2 separate regions of the Homo sapiens genome follow, and region 2 is linked to region 1. A link is an interaction called in ENCODE POLR2A ChIA-PET data of the cell type or tissue named here. Cell type or tissue: Caco-2. All regions are shown on one strand. Each heading gives the region's core, and the rest is flanking DNA. Links, peaks and the distances in the headings are about the cores only.

Region 1 (7,797 bases), core at 1,262-6,261:
GCCAGCCATGGGCCATGTGGGGTGATATATCAGAGGGGGTGGGGATGCCCCTGGCCAGGGGTGTGGGCCCGGCTGCCCTCTGGGACAGCTAGACAGGAGCCCTGTTCTTTCTCAGGAAGGTTCTGCAGAGAGCAAGTGGTCTGGCTGTGGATTCAGTCAGCTCCTGGCTTTTGGAGATACTCCTGGCTGCTCTCCCAACCCTGAGTCCCTCGGGAGGCCATGGTCACCGAAGGGAGGGGGCTGGCTTTCAGCAGGACCATGTGGTTGGCCCTGACCCAAGGGAGAGGGGCCTACCCATGTGGGGCATGGGGGATGGAGTCAAGTACTTCCCAACAAGCCTGGCTGGAGCCCTGCTCGAGGAATGGGGTGCCTCAGGGTCTCCTGCTTCCCACCTGCCCTGACCTCTGGCACCAGGCTCTGTCCTTACTAATAGCCTCTGGACAGCAGGCGGAAGCCCAGAGCTGTGTGGCCTTCCCCGAGCTCTCCGAGGCCTGCCGTGGCTCCCCCTGCCCCTACAGTTTCTGCCTGTGCTTTGTACTTGGGATCTCGGGGGCTTCGTGGCACCAAGGGCCTACCAGGCTTTTCGGGAATTTAGCACTGGGGGCCACAGGGCATAGGGTAGGTAGGATCAGGCACCCAGGCGGGGAAAAGAGCCCTCTCGGACGGCCAGGAAGATGCTGCCAGCCTGGATCCCAATGTCGCGGACGCTCTCAGTTCATCCTTCTTGCCACGAATCCCCCAAATGGCATCAGTAGCCACAGCAACAGGAGCAATAATTATCTCTCTCTATGTGGAGATGGGCTCTTTACAGAGGTCATCAAGTTAAACTGACGTCAGTAGTGTGAGCCCTTATCCAGCATGACCCGTGCCCTCATAAAAAGGGGAAATTTGGGTCCGGGCATGGTGGCTCACGCCTGTAATCCCAGCACTTTGGGAGGCCAAGGCGAGCAGATCACAAGGTCAGGAGTTCCAGATCAGTCTGGCCAATATGGTGAAACCCCGTCTCTACTAAAAATACAAAAATTACCTGGGCGTGGTGGCGGGTGCCTGTAGTCCCAGCTACTCGGGAGGCTGAGGCAGGAGAATCACTTGAACCCGGGAGGCGGAGGTTGCAGTGAAGCCAAGATTGTGCCACTGCACTCCACCCTGGGCAACAGAGCAAGACTCCATCTCAAAGAAAAAAAAAAAAAGGTGGGGGGGAATTTGGACCCAGAGATGTGCATAGAGGGAAGACAAGGAGAAGAGACATGGGGGGAAGACAGCGCTACCGTGCCAAGGAGACAGTCCCAGAACAGAGCCTTCCTGCACAGCCCTCAGAAGGCCCTGTCCACAGACACCTTGATCTGGGACTTACAGCCCCCAGAACTCTGAGAAAATTGCTTGTTTTAGCCACCCAGTCCATGGTATTTTGCCACAGCAGCCCTAGTAGACTAATGCACATTTTTATTGCGATACAGTCCACTCGCCAGGCGTGGTGGCTCATGCCTGTAATCCCAGCACTTTGGGAGGTCAAGGCAGGTGGATCACTTGAAGTCAGGAGTTTGAGATCAGCCTGGCCAACATGGTGAAACCCTGTCTCTACTAAAAATACAAAATTAACTCGGGTGTGGTAGTGGGTGCCTATAGTCCCAGCTACTCAGGGGGCAGAGGTGAGAGAATCGCTTGAACCCAGGAGACAGAGGTTGCAGTGGGCCTAGATTGTAACATCGCACTCCAGCCTGGGTGACAGAGAGAGACTCCATCTTAAAAAAAAAAAAAAAAAGAGAGAGAGAGAGATACAATCCCCATGCCAGAAAATTCATTCATTTAAATTGTACAATTCAGTGATTTTTTATTCTAGTAAAATAGTTGTGCATCCATCACCATGACCTAAGTTTAAAAGATTTTCTTCACCCCAAAAGGAAGCCCTGTACCCACTAAGTGGTCACTCCCCATCCCCTCCCCGCAGCCCCTGGTAGACACTCGCCTGCTTTCTGTCTCCACGGATTTGCCTGAGCTGGACATTTCAATACATGGGATCAGACAATCTGCAGCATTTTGTGTCTGATTCCTTCACTCAGCATCATGTCTTCGAGGCTCATGCACACCATGGCAAGTCCACACATCATTCCTGTCTGCGACTGAATAACAGTCCATTGTACTGATGATCCGTTCATCAATTGCTGTGTCATACAATTTTGTTTTAAAAGGAGGATCTGAAGCATGGCAAATGTTCACATGTGTTAAATCCAAGTGGTGAGAACATGGATATTTGGTATTTTTCCTTATATTTTTCTGGATGTTTGAAAGGTTTTATAATTTTTATGTTAATAAATATCATTTCAAAATATGTATTGAAGGAGAAAGAGGAATCTCCAGGCGCAGAAGGGAGGGGAGTTGTTGACATGCTAAAGAAAAAGATGGGTCTGGTATTAGGAAAACAGCAAAGGATTCCTGAACCTTCTTTCTTGACTTCCTGTTCCGAGTGTCACAGGGACAGGGATGTTACTTAGCAGCCTCAGCCTATGAGCCCCACAAGGGTGGGGACCAGTCTGTGGTATTCTCAGCTCCCTTCCCAGCAGGGCCTGGCCCAGAGGCAGTGCTCAGGGAAGGTGTGGGATATTCCCTGAGAGTGGGAAGGGGCCACCAGGCTGCTGGGTTGGACCTGGCTCCCCAGCCACTGCAGCCTTCCCCTCTCCCAGCCAGCAGGCTCAGCTCCAGCCCCAGCCCCACTTCAGTAACCGCCACGCGCATTGATGGGGAACTCACTGCCTTAGGAGGTGGTCACCCCACTGCTGACCACCAGGGAGGGGCGCCCATAGCCCCTTCTACTTGAGAGATAGTCCAGTGGCAAGCCCAAGGTGAAAGGCTCAGAGGACAGATGTGTCTGGGGACATGGAGTGGTCTCACCTGTCGCCACTGACCCTGTGCCTGGTACTGGTCCTGGGCTTTCCTTGTGTTTCATTCTCCCAACAGCTGCAAGAGAAGGACTCTAATGATCCCATGGAAAGATGGGCTCCAAGGGGCACAGTGCTGGCCAGATGTCCCATGGCCAGGACCCGAGCTCATTCTGCACACCATGCCCTCCTTATTAACTCATCACACCCAGCAGCAGACCCAAGGCCCTGGGACTGAGACCTGCCTCTGCCCAGGGACTCCCAAGCTCACCTGGTCATCAAGCCTCCACTGCCCTAGCCCGGGGTGGGTTGCCTGCATGGCACCCCGGGCAAGGAAGATCTGGGCCTACCGGATGAGCTAGGTCTGTCAGCCCTTTTGTTTATAGAAGCTTTTGGGGGGCCTTGTGGCCAGGTGTTGAAACAAAGGTGTCTGTGTCTCCATAAGTCCATTTGGATTTCATCCTACTTGCGTAGGATGAAAAATCTACATTTTTCACCCAAGATGATGCCTTATCTGGCAAACACTGTGCCGTGATGGGTTTATAGGCGCTGTGGCTGAAAGGCAACCCTAGCCCTAAAGGAGAGGCTGTTTCAGATTCCCCTGTGAGCTGGAAGTGGTGGGAGGAGAGCAGGCTTCCTTATCCCAGTGTCATGACCAGGCCAGGCCAGCCCTGCACCCTCTTCACCAAGGTCCTGCCTAGCTCTGCTCCGGGGCAGGCTGAGCTGGGAAACAAGTCAGTAAGTCCATAGTACAGCTGGGGGCCCCTCCTTCAGTGAAAAGGCACAATCGTGCTTCTCAGGAACCAGCTTCAGATGGAGCCCAGAGGGGTGGGAGGGAGGGGACTGGTCTCCCCTCCTACCACACTGGCATTCTTTCCTCAAAACCTTGCAAAATATGACTGTGCGGCTCCCTGCTGTGGCACGGCACTTGTGGCATCATCGAAATGCCAGTAGGGGCTGGCACCGGGCTGCCCACGGCCCCAGCAGGCACTGTCCCCGCTCCCCTGGGCTATGAGGAGCTAAGCGGGTGGGCCCCTCCCACTTCGTCTGAGGCCCAAGAATGCTGTCATCTGGCCACCCACAGCTTTATCAGTGTGGCCTTTCTCAGGATTGCTGGGACAAAGGGCGTGGGTGTTTTCAGGACTCCGGCGGATTCTGGGAATGTCTCTGCCTTCCCAAATCGCCAGTTCCCGGAGGAGGACAGGACCCTCACCCACCTCCTCACTAAAGGAGAAACTGAGGCCCAGAGCAGGGTAGGGACTTGTCTGAGGTCATGCCTGCTTTGTTGGTGAGAATCGGACCTTACTTACCATTTCTGGGTCACAGGCTCCTTTGACAATGTGAAGGAAATTCTAGACCCATTACTCCAATGCCCAAGGGCCAGGCCTGCGGTGTTGATGGCTGGCATGGTCTGCTCGGCATGGGATTTGTCTGGAGCCCATGTCCCCCACCTCTGGCTCACTGTGGCCCTGCAGGGCACCCGGTCGTCCAGTGTTTCAGAGGAGCCAAAGAGCCATCTTTCTGTGTGAAAGCTACTCATGTTCAAATGTTGGCAATGCATTAAAAATGTAAAACTAGACCGGGCACGGTGGCTCACGCCTGTAATCCCAGCACTTTGGGAGGCCAAGGCAGGCGTATTACGAGGTCAGCAGATCGAGACCATCCTGGTTAACATGGTGAGACCCTGTCTCTACTAACAATACAAAAAAATTAGCCGGGTGTGGTGGCGGGTGCCTGTAGTCCCAGCTACTCGGGAGGCTGAGGCAGGAGAATGGCGTGAACCTGGGAGGCGGAGCTTGTAGTGAGCTGAGATGGCGCCACTGCACTCCAGCCTGGGCAACAGAGTGAGACTCCGTCTCAAAAAAAAAAAAAAAAAAAAGGTAAAACTATATATTATGTCAGCCCAATTAAACATCTGTGGGCCAGATGCGGGCTGAGGACCACCAGAATGGGACCCTTGCTCTCGATCCTCTTCCTGTGAAAAAGCGCACACCATAGCATGGGCCTGGGAAGCTCATCACCCAGGCAAGAGGCCTGTCACCTGAAGCTGGTGGCCATGCGGTTTCCGTGACAGGCACTGGTGGAGTTGACAGAGTTCTGGACAAGGAGTCGCAGGCTGGCCGTCAGGCTGGCTTGCCCAGACTTGCCATGAGGAACTCCACAAGCATCTCTTTCCAGTTGAAGAGCCTGGAGCCCAGAGTGGCCGAACAAGCTGGCCAGGCCCCCCGCCGAAGGAGTCAGGGAGCTGGGAGGAGGTGAGGTCAGAGCGGAGGTGGCTCATCACTCCGGGCCGTGGCTTGAGGAAGCAGAAGAGGGTGGGATCCAACTTTGTTCCTGCACTTGGCCCTTAATTTGTTGAAGCTCAGTGGTCAGTTCACATCGGGGGTCAGAGTGACTCTGGGGTGCGAGATGACTAAGTACCCACAGGGCCCAGGCTGGGGACACAGCCTTCCCAAGGAGTCAGACACAGCCAATTCTCACTCCTGGACAGGGAGGTGAGCACAACATACCAATAACAAGCTCTGGGGACCCTGGATAGGGGGCTGGGCCGCCTGGCCTTTCGCCTGCTGCCCAGTTGTGTGTGAGAGGCAGTAATCACCTCCCTGGTTCAATTTCCTTCTCCCTTCCCACCCAAAGTTTCTTACCTGACAGATTGGGGGCAGTGTGGGGTGGTGAGAAGAGAGCAGTCTGGGACCAGGTGCACCTGTCTAGGTACAATTCTGGGCCAAGGGACCTTGGGCCATTCCCTTCCCTTCTCTGAACCTGTTTCCTGAAGTGTTAAGTGAAAAGGGGCAGTGGAGAGTGGGGCACGAGGTCACCAATGGAAAGCCACGTCTGGGCCACTTCACGCCCTCTCCCCTTCCCAGGTGCCCTGCAGTGAAAATGGTCACATCCCAGCTGTCGCTCTCCCTTCCTGTGGTCCAGATCCCAAGTCCTGACTGCAGAGTCTGCTAAAAACACAAATCGAGTCTGGCCACCTTCCACCTCACCCTCTCCTCTTGGCTCCTCCATGCCCCCAGAACCACACTTGGTTGCCCCCATGGCTTCCTGGCCCTGAGGCCTGCTCCCCACCCCCGCTGCCATGTCCTTTCTCCCCACTGCCAGCCTCTGTTCAGGACCTCAAAATCCTCATTCTTTCCTGCCTCGGGACCTTTGCACTCACCATGCCCCAACCCAAGCTAGTCTTTGTAGTCCGCCCCCTCCAAGCCACCTTCCCCACTCCCCCAAAACAACCTCCTCTGTCCTTGGCCCTCAGAGCTGCCCATGGAGCTGCCACCATCCCCCTGCCTTGAGTTCCCATCTCCCTGTGTGCCCACTTGGTTCTCATCTGCCCCCTGCCCCACCAGGATGGAAGATCCATCAGATTAGGCAGCAGACCCCTCCTGCCCGTCCCATGTCCCCAGCTGAACTGGAATGTTCAGCAACCATGAATGAATTCTGGAATCTATATTGGGCCTTAGACAGGCCAAACACTCTGTCCTGGGCTGTGGCCCTGGGCAAGTCTGGTGTGAGCCCTGTCTAGGGAGGGGCCCTGGAGGGGGAAAGCTGCCTGATGGTCCTCGCCTGAGGACACCTGCCCCTGAGCGTGGATATGGGCCCTGAAGCTCTGTACCCGGCCAGACAGGTTCGACAGGATTGCTGTGGACAGAACTCACTCAGCCTCTGTTCAGAACAGCGTGTCCCTCACCTGCGGGAGGTCTGAGGGCTCCTGGCCCAGGAGGTCTGGCTGAGCCTCTCTCTCCCTGGCCTGGGGACTCTTCCTCAGCCTCCCTGGCCTTCAGGGCCCACCTCACCATCCTCCAACAACACCTACCAGGAGTCTGCGATGCACAGGGGCTCTGCCTGGAGTTGGGGGTTCAGCGGTGAGCAGGAAGGATGGATCCCAACCTTTTGTGGGAGTCATAGTTCAGGAACATCAGGTGACATCGAGTGGCTAGGGCCTGAGAGTGGGGATACATGTATGTCTCTGGGAAGAGCCCTGGCTATGGTGGGCTCCCCCGACCTGAGAGGAGGATCTGAGCGTATGTGGAGGGGTCCAGAAAACACCAGTTGCTGAGTCAGGAAATGAGGCAGGAAGTGAGGCAGGCAAGAGAAAGAGCCGAGGCAGGCTGTGCCAGGGAGCACTCTGGGCACCTGAACCTCCATCCCTGGGGGAGGATCCCTTCCTGGCGGGGTGGAGGGGGTGACAGGGAGCGCTGTGGGCACATGGAGCTCCCTCCCTGGGGGAGCAGAACATACCTCAGAGGCTCCCCAGCCCGGCCAGCCAGCTGGGGTGTTGAACCCAACTCTCACGGGCATTGGCTGCCAGCAGTTCTGGGTTGATGGTGATGGAGCTGGTTCTGCGGTTCCCCGTGGGGTGCAATGTGTCGCAGAGAAAGCCCCAGGCAGCCAGAAGCACGGCCCATATCCTTGTGGCCGGGCCTGGGGTGTGGGTACTGGGAAAGCTTCTGCCACAATCTCTAAGGCCCTTTTCATGGCCATGGAAGGAGTGCTCACTCCCACATAGTCACATCTCTCACCCAGTGCCACGGCCTGCCTGCTAGAAACACCATGGCCACCACAGTGTTCCCAGGTACACTCAGAATAAAAGCCTGTCAGACCAACGAGCAGGATCCCACCTGTGTCCAAGCCATCCTGCCTGACTGCTTTGGCTCACTCTCTCTGTCCCAGCCAGTCTGGAGCCACACTTTATTGCAGCGCTTCGGCTCCTTCCAACTGCACGGCCTTCCCTGGGCCACTTCCCCTGCCTAGAAGGCTCTTTGCCCATTGTTTCCATTTCTGCCAGGTCTTGGTTACATGGTCTTGGTTGGAGGATGGTCTCTCTGATCGACACCCCTGCCCGTGGGACCCTCTCCCTGTGGCCTCCATGCTCAAAATGCTCATTCTCACCTGCCTCAGGGCCTTTGCACTTGCCATGCCC
Region 2 (7,797 bases), core at 1,892-6,891, 77 kb before region 1:
GAATTACATGGAGCTGCCTGTCCACAGTGTCGACCTCAACGTTGCCCAGCAGGGCCCTAACCTTTCAGATGTTTCCTTCAGAGTCCTCTGTGGACAGGTGTCCACTAGCTGGGCTGGAACTGCAGAAGACAGGGAGGGTGGGTGTGCTGCCAGCAGATGCCACCTGGGCCACAGAGTGAGGGGTACCTGTGTCAGCCCAGGCCTGGCCTCTCTTGGGGGTGTGTATACCAAGCGCATGGGACATGAGACATGGCCATCTCACTACCTCCTTAATGACCCTGAGGAGGGGGCTGTCACCACTGCACAGGTGAGAAAGTGGCTTAGCCAAGGCTGCTCCACTAGTCATGGGTGGACCTGCTCGCACACTCCACACGTGCCCTGACGATCACCTGCCCCATCACAATGACCTGGCAGAGAAGAAAGCCTGACAGCTCCGCACTGCACCAGCCCTTTGGAGGCCCAGGTGTCTCAGCACTGAAGGGGCAGCAGAGGGATTGGCTTTCTTGGCATCTCCCACAATGCCTGGCACAACATAGAGTACAAGGCAGGTGCTCATGTAGGCCAAAGGAGAGGCAAGGGCCTTGTACACTTGGGGAGCTGATGGTATAGCCCCCTTCCTGGCCCAAGGCCTGGCCTTGACTATGGGTAACGCAGACAGGAGTGGCCCATAAAGACAGGAAGGGAGGCTGGGTGCGGTGGCTCATGCCTGTAATTCCAGCGTTTTGGGAGGCCGAGGCAGGAGGATTGCTTGAGTCCAGGAGTTTGGGACCAGCCTGGGCAACATAGGGAGATCCTGTCTCTATTTTTAAAAAATAAAAAAAATTAAAAAAAAAAATGAAGATAGGAAAGGAAAGCCTAGAAGCCAGAGGACTACACCCACCTGGACGTTTCCTCTTCCTCAGCCCCCAGCTCCCTGCGGGTGACATTTGAGCCAAGGGTAAGCCAGCCCTCTTTTAGGCCAAGCCTGACCTCCTGGACATCAGGATGTAGAGCCAAGGCAGGCAGGCTTTCTGGGCATGGCTTGAAGGCAGCCCATGGCCTGGAAAGGGCACTTGAACTGCAGCTGCCTGAGCAGTCTGCAAACCTGCCACAGGAGCCATAGCAGTACCTACCCTACGGGCCTTTTCCATTCTATTTCTAGAACTCTACCCTCAGGAAACAATTCCCCAGGCAGGAAAATATATACACAACTGAAGTCCTCACTGCTGTCTACACTACTGTTTAATGTTGCTGAAGGTTTTTCTTTGAAGTAACTATATATATATTTTTTTTGTTGTTGTTGTTTAAAAAAAATTTTTTTTGAGATGGAGTTTCACTCTTGTTGCCCAGGCTGGAGTGCAGTGGTGCAATCTCAGCTCACTGCAACCTCTGCCTCCCGAGTTCAAGCGATTCTCCTGCCTCAGCCTCAGCCTGAGTGGCTGGGATTACAGGCGCCTGCCACCATGTCTGGCTAATTTTTGTATTTTTTAGTAGAGATGGGGTTTCATCCTGTTGGCCAGGCTGGTCTCGAACTCCTGACCTCAGGTGATCCACCTGCCTTGGCATCCCAAAGTGCTGGGATTACAGGTGTGGGCCACCAGGCCCGGCCTTTTCTTTCTTAATATCCGGATATAACATTACTGAAATGTTAAACTCTGCTTCTTAACCAGTTGGCAGGTGTCACTGGGCCTGAGACCAGGAAGATACTTTATTGAGGGTGAAGCAAGGCTCTCCCTTGCTCAGAGGGCCACACAAGCATAGCAGGACATGGCAGAAGGTTCCCCTGCCTTCTCCCCAACTCTTAAGATAAATTCCCTGAGTGAAGCAGAAGGGTGGCAGAGAAGACAGGATATAGCGCTCCACTGAGTTCTGGTTTAAATCCACAGTCATCCTAAAAAACTGTTCTTATTCTCCCCATTCTACAGATGAGGAAATTTAGGTTTAGTGAGATTGCAAAACTGTTCAAGGTTAGCTAATGCAGTGGTCCCCAAACTTTTTGGTACCAAGGACCACTTTTGTGGAAGGCAGTTTTTCCAGGGCCACAGGGAATGGATGGATGGTTTCAGGATTATTTAAGCGCATTACATTTACTGTGCACTTTATTTCTATTATTATTACATACTCACCATAATGTAGAATCAATCAGTGGGAGCCCTGAGCTTGTTTTCCTGCAACTAGATGGTGCCATCTGAGGGTGATGGGAGACAGTAACAGATCATCAGGCATTAGACTCTCATAAGGAGCACACAACCTAGACCCCTTGCATGTGCAGTTCAGAACTGGCTTCACGCTCCTATGAAAATCTAATGCTGAAAGAGGTGGAGCTCAGGCAGTAATGCTAGCTCGCCTGCCACTCACCTCCTGCTGTGCAGCCCAGTTCCTAATAAGCCATGGACCTGCCTGGGCACTGGGGACCCCTGAGCCAACAGATGGCAGAACTGAAATACACACACACACACACCAATTCATGTATTTTCTGACAAAGTGCTTGAAGACAGACTAATCCAATTTCGTTTGTTTTGACTGGTTCGACAAGGGGGAAAAAGCCCAGCTTGAAATGAGCTGTGAGTCTGGCCTCTGTACCCTGGACTCACTGGGTCAGCCGTGCCATGCTCTCCAAGCCAGACTGAACTTGGTGATTCAGGAAGGGCATTGAGGCGCTCTGGAAACCTTGGATCTCAAGTCAGAATCTCTTTGGAATGGGGAAGGTAGGCTTCCAAATTAACGTGTTTCCAAGTCAATTCTAAATCTGTACCCTTCTATTCAACCCGCCGTCCAGGACAGCTATAGTGCAGGGTGGAGCCTGGTCAGAGCCACCAAAGGACCTCCAAAAGGTGGGCCTCCCCACCCAGCGCCATCCCAGGAGGAGACCACCACACAAGGATAAGTGTCCCCTTGCCTGCCACGAGTGACATCAGGTGGAGATGTCCCATCTGATTCTTCCTGGAAAACATCTTTTGATCTTTGTGCTTACCTATTTTCACAAAATGTATAATTTTTACAAAATTTGTACAAGACATATGTTAGTTTTATAATTGGGAAAAACACTTGGGACAGCAGACCATTTTCATGGCATCTACTCTCTTGCATATGACCACTCCTCTTGACTTGAGATCAAATCCAATCTTTATATATTTTTTATTGTCTACATTTTTTTTAAAAAAGAGATGGGGTCTCCCTGTCTGTCTCCCAGGCTAGACTGCAGTGGTGCAATCAAGGCTCACTGCAGCCTCCAACTCCCAGGCTCAAGCGATCCTCTGGCCTCAGCCTCCCAAGTAGCTAGGACTATAGGTATGCACCACCACATCCAGCTAATTTTCAAAATTTTTGTAGAGACAGCGGTCTTGCTATGTTGCCCAGGCTGGTCTTGAACTCCTGGCCTCAACTGACTCTCCCACTTTGGCCTCCTGAGTCACTGTGCCTGGCTCTTGTCTACATTTTAGCTACAGGTTTGCTTCACTTTAAGGACTCTTAGTAGGAAAATTCAAAGTTGCAAGAAAAGTGAACCAAAGGAGGACTTTTCACATTTCCTCATGGGTTTTCACAAAAAGCTGTGACCGCCTATTAAGTGAATTTAGATGCAACTCAGTAACCCTATAGGGAGGTGCTGGACCCTACAAGGCTGCAGGACTGGTTGGCCCAGCAAGAGCCTGGAAAGAAGGGGACTGCAGAGGACGGGGAGTGTGTCCAGGGAGGAGGGAGGGAGAAGCAAATGGCTTTCAGCTGGCTCTTCTCGGCTGCTATTTGCAATGTATGTGCCTTTGACATGGCTATTTTTGGGTTTCTGAGTAGGGGAAAATGAAAGAAAAGAAGCCTTTTGCACATCGACCCTTTGCCCTAGCCCACCCTCCTCCCTCCAAAGCCCCTCTAGGGGATGGTGGAAGCAGATCCTTGCGTATTCTTCATCCCCCACCCCACTACCCCCTGCTTTTGGAATATCTGTAGGCCTCACCCACGTGCTTGTCTCTTTATACAGAGCTGGGAAAATGTGGAGATAAATAAAGCCTCTATTAGGCAGGCATCCAATGCTGGGGGGTGGGGCAGGGAGGGGTCTGAGGCTCTGTCCCAATCTAGGAATGCCTGAGAAAGCTCCAGGGGCCTCAGGCAGCCTGGAGGTTGGAGGCTTCCCACAGACTCCTTTTGCCTGTGCTGACCAGGCGTGGCTGGGGCTTGGGAGCCCTGGGAGCCAGCTTCTTTCCCACCGGGGACCCACAGCAGGGCCTGGCTTCTCTTGGCCATCCCATATGCAGAGGGGAGAAAGGGGTTCTTGCTCTTTTCCCCTTCCTTCTTTCTCCTGGATTCCCTCCTCCGAGTGTGGGCCTGCACCGATGCCACGCCAGCCCTCCGGACCCGACAAAGGCAGCCCTACCCTTTCAACTCTGGAAACTCAGCCTTTCGTATTTATTCCGTTCTAATCCTGTCAAGAGAGGGAGATCTCATTTCCTCCCCTAGCCGAGGGTCGGGGGAGAGAAGTGGGCTCTGTGGGGACAGGCCTGGGTGGGAAGAGGCTTGCAGATATTTTTAGAGACATGGGAATTAGGCAGGCAGGGGCCTTCTGGAGCTGGAAACAATTCCAGTCCCAATTCCAAAAGGCCAAATGGGTGGTGGAGAGTGAGGGGCCTTGGAGGTGGAGTGGGCAGGCGCAGGTTCTGGGGAAAGAGGTTGAGGCTGAGCGCTGAGCTCCCTGGAGCTGCTTTACCTTTCTTCCTGCTGCCAGCGGTTTCCTCGCTTATCAAAAGGTGCGTGAATGCCACTACTTGGCATTGGAACCCTGGTGCCTGGCCCCAGCAGGACACCCCCAGCAGCCCACTCTTGGCAGAAGCAGCGCAGGGAGGCAACATGGCAGGTGGATGAAGGCCCATCACCCCCAGCTTCCTTTGCTGCTGGCTCTGGTTTGATAGCAGAAGAATGACACAGGATCTAAAATAAGATTTTTTCAATTATCTGCAGGCTTCCAATGGGTCAGGCTACCTCGGTTCTCAAAGACCACAAACTTAGTCTTAAACATCTGTGTGGTGCCTCACTCAAAAAGCTTCTCTCAATAGCCTCTGGAAAAGTCAGACAAATCTGGGGGTAGGATGTGGAGAAAGGAAAATTGAAAGGAAAGTGAGAGACCCTGGGTGCCTCCTGCTGCTGTTGGGAGTGAGCCAGTTCTGGACAGAGGTAACTATCAGCTGTCTCAAACATGCTTGCACCTCTGCACTGGCAACATTACTTCCAGGAATGTTCTCTGAAGCATCATATTAAAAAAGTAAAAATCTGAAAACAACTTGGATGTCCGAAAGTACAGAATAAAGGAATCAAATACAGCCACCCAATGGAATGGGGTGTAGCTATTAAAGACCATGCATAGAAGGATAGGAAAGGAATTGTGAGATAGAATTTGTTTTGTTTTTTTAAGAGACAGGGTCTCCCTCTGTCACTCAGGCTGGAGTGCAGTAGTGCAATCCTAGCTCACCGCAGCCTGGAACCCCTGGCTTCAAGCGATCCGCCCACCTTGGCCTACCACAGTGTTGGGATTACAGGCATGAACCACCATGCCTGGCCAGAATATTCTTATTAAAAATAACTGGTTTATTTAAAAATTATTGTTTTTAGGTCTTACATAAGCACATAAATACACATCATAAGAGAATAGATACATAACCACAATATGAACCGATTTTTACCTCCGTGTGGGGTTTAATAGGCAATTTTGCTGCATGATTTTGTTTCCCCAAATTTTCACCATGAACTGATTTTACTTCTGACATTAGGTGGGGGAATCACTGCTTCTTCAGCCCCTCTGCTTTGGCTGATCCTGCCTTTTGCATGTGACACTCCCTTCCTGCTCCACACCCCAGAATGTTCCTAGATTGTTCTTCCCCAGGGAGTTGCAAGGCTGCCAGCCTGGCTACGATAGCCGGGCAGGCACGTGTGCCTGTCTCAGTGCTTATGCTCCCTGCGATGGCTGGCCCCTTGGTCTTCCCAGCAGCCGACGAGATTCTAGAAGACAAGGATGCTTTTTCATATTTATTTTCCACCTCTGAGCCCCTCTGAGGCACACAGCAAGGCAGCAATGGGTGAATGAATCCAAGCTCCCTTGTGGTTTCCCCAGGCCCCAAGGAGAGTCACTGGGAAGACATCTGGAGTGAGGAAAAGGAAAATATATTAGTGCTCTGAGGCCCTGGGTAAGGACAGGGCTGAGCCCCAGATCTGCCTGATGGTATTGCTCAAGGCAGCCGGAGTATCAGCTGTGGAACCTGCCCAGTCAACAACAAGGGTCTTATTGTTAGTCCCAGGTAGGTGATTGGGCCCCATCAGTAAATGGCCTTATTCACCAGAGGGAAATGAGATAAACTGTCTCCTCTCCCTCCAACCTTTCTGGAACAACAGTCATCATTAACCCTTGGGTTTCCAACCAGAAGAATCTGGAATTTCAACTATTTATGAAAGTATCTTTTCCTCATAAAATTTTCTCCAAGGTACTGGAGCAAATTATAGATGGTACATTTAATGCAGGATGCCAACACACACAGGTCCCCTGGCAGGCATGTGCATTGACTCTGAGACACACACACACACACACACACACACACACACACACACACACACACACACACACCCTGCACACACACACACCCTGCCAAGCACAAAGAGCTACACAGGCCCAGACCAACAATATGACCCACACAGGGGACAGTGTGGGAAAGGACAGGGAACAGTGGCATGGAAACAGGTGGGTACAAGGCAGGCACGATATGCCCATGATGGACACCAACACGTGTCGACAGGCTGCGGGCCAGTTCCTGACACACAGAGGGGCCTCCAGTTAAACACAGGTGACTTAACACACCAGAATGTTCAATTGCCTGCTAAAACCCTAATTAATATGACCATAAAGTGTGTGTGGGGGGGAGGTATAAACTCTCAAGGATGAAAAGCTGGAGAGGAGACAAGAGCAGATATAAGATATCAAGTAAACTTTGAGTGGGAAGTGGCTGGATACATGGAAAGTGGCCTGGTGGCATGGAAGAAGCTTCCTGAGGACAGCTAGGAGGAGGCAGGCTGGCACTGCTGCAGACACCAGAAAGCTCAGGGCCTGGGGGCAGAGGGGACTCCAACAGCAGGGGCAGGGCTGAGAGCAGGAGAACTGATCAGCACCCGTACAAGGGCAGGCAGATCCCAGGGCTTGGCTCTGGCCAGAGAATCCTATATACTGACCAGCACGGAGGGTTGCCCTAGGAGGGCCCCTAGAGTCAGGGGCAGCAGGCACAGCTGAGGGGGCAGGGGAAGTAGGGGTGAAGGACTAACAGCAGGAAAAGTCCAAGAAAGTCTGCATCCTAAAAGTTGAGTCCCTCATCCCAAGCCCTTCTGCTGCCCACAGGTCTTCCTAGATTGGAGATGAGAGAATTCCTATCAGGGGAAACCAACAAGCCCAAGAGAAAGACCTCCTAAAACTGTCATTCTCCATGTAATGGAGACGAGAGGGCTCGTACGTGCGGACATTCTAGGGTCTCTCCCAAAACAAACTGGTGCCCTGCCTGCCTGTCCTTCTAAGGCAAAGCCTGCCAGTCGATATTCCTACACGCACCCCATATACACACACAGCCTCCTTCTGAAGGGTCGCCACTCATTCGAGAAAGCCCAAGACCATAACAAACAGAAAGGGAACTAGGAGAATGAAAGTCAGACCAGAGACAGAATACAACTTCAAAATAACTGAAATGATTAGAGAAAGTACTGCACCCATGAAACACAAACAGGATGCTACAAAAGAGGACACACGGAAAACAAAAAACAAGCTCTAAGAAATTAACAATTCAATAGGTGGAATCA

Evidence for each region. Peaks named below come from ENCODE experiments on the same cell type or tissue, not always from the same donor. Only the 100,000 strongest peaks of a DNase experiment are listed, where the experiment ranks them.
Region 2: POLR2A ChIA-PET joins it to region 1 with 5 read pairs; 8 of 35 experiments call an interaction of 5 or more read pairs at or near these places.

Annotation. Positions count from the first base shown.
Region 1 is chr17:17,017,510-17,025,306 of GRCh38, reverse strand. No RefSeq gene overlaps it. Among named protein-coding and RNA genes, the nearest start is that of MPRIP, 21 kb to the left of the region's middle. RefSeq lists an enhancer at 4,588-5,535. In Caco-2, for the core only: no CTCF peak of the experiment used is centred there; DNase peaks (open chromatin) are centred at 3,586, 3,946 and 4,986.
Region 2 is chr17:17,095,075-17,102,871 of GRCh38, reverse strand. The region is part of intron 3 of MPRIP (myosin phosphatase Rho interacting protein); the gene reads right to left. Among named protein-coding and RNA genes, the nearest start is that of MPRIP, 57 kb to the right of the region's middle. RefSeq lists an enhancer at 6,598-7,184. In Caco-2, for the core only: no CTCF peak of the experiment used is centred there; a DNase peak (open chromatin) is centred at 6,241.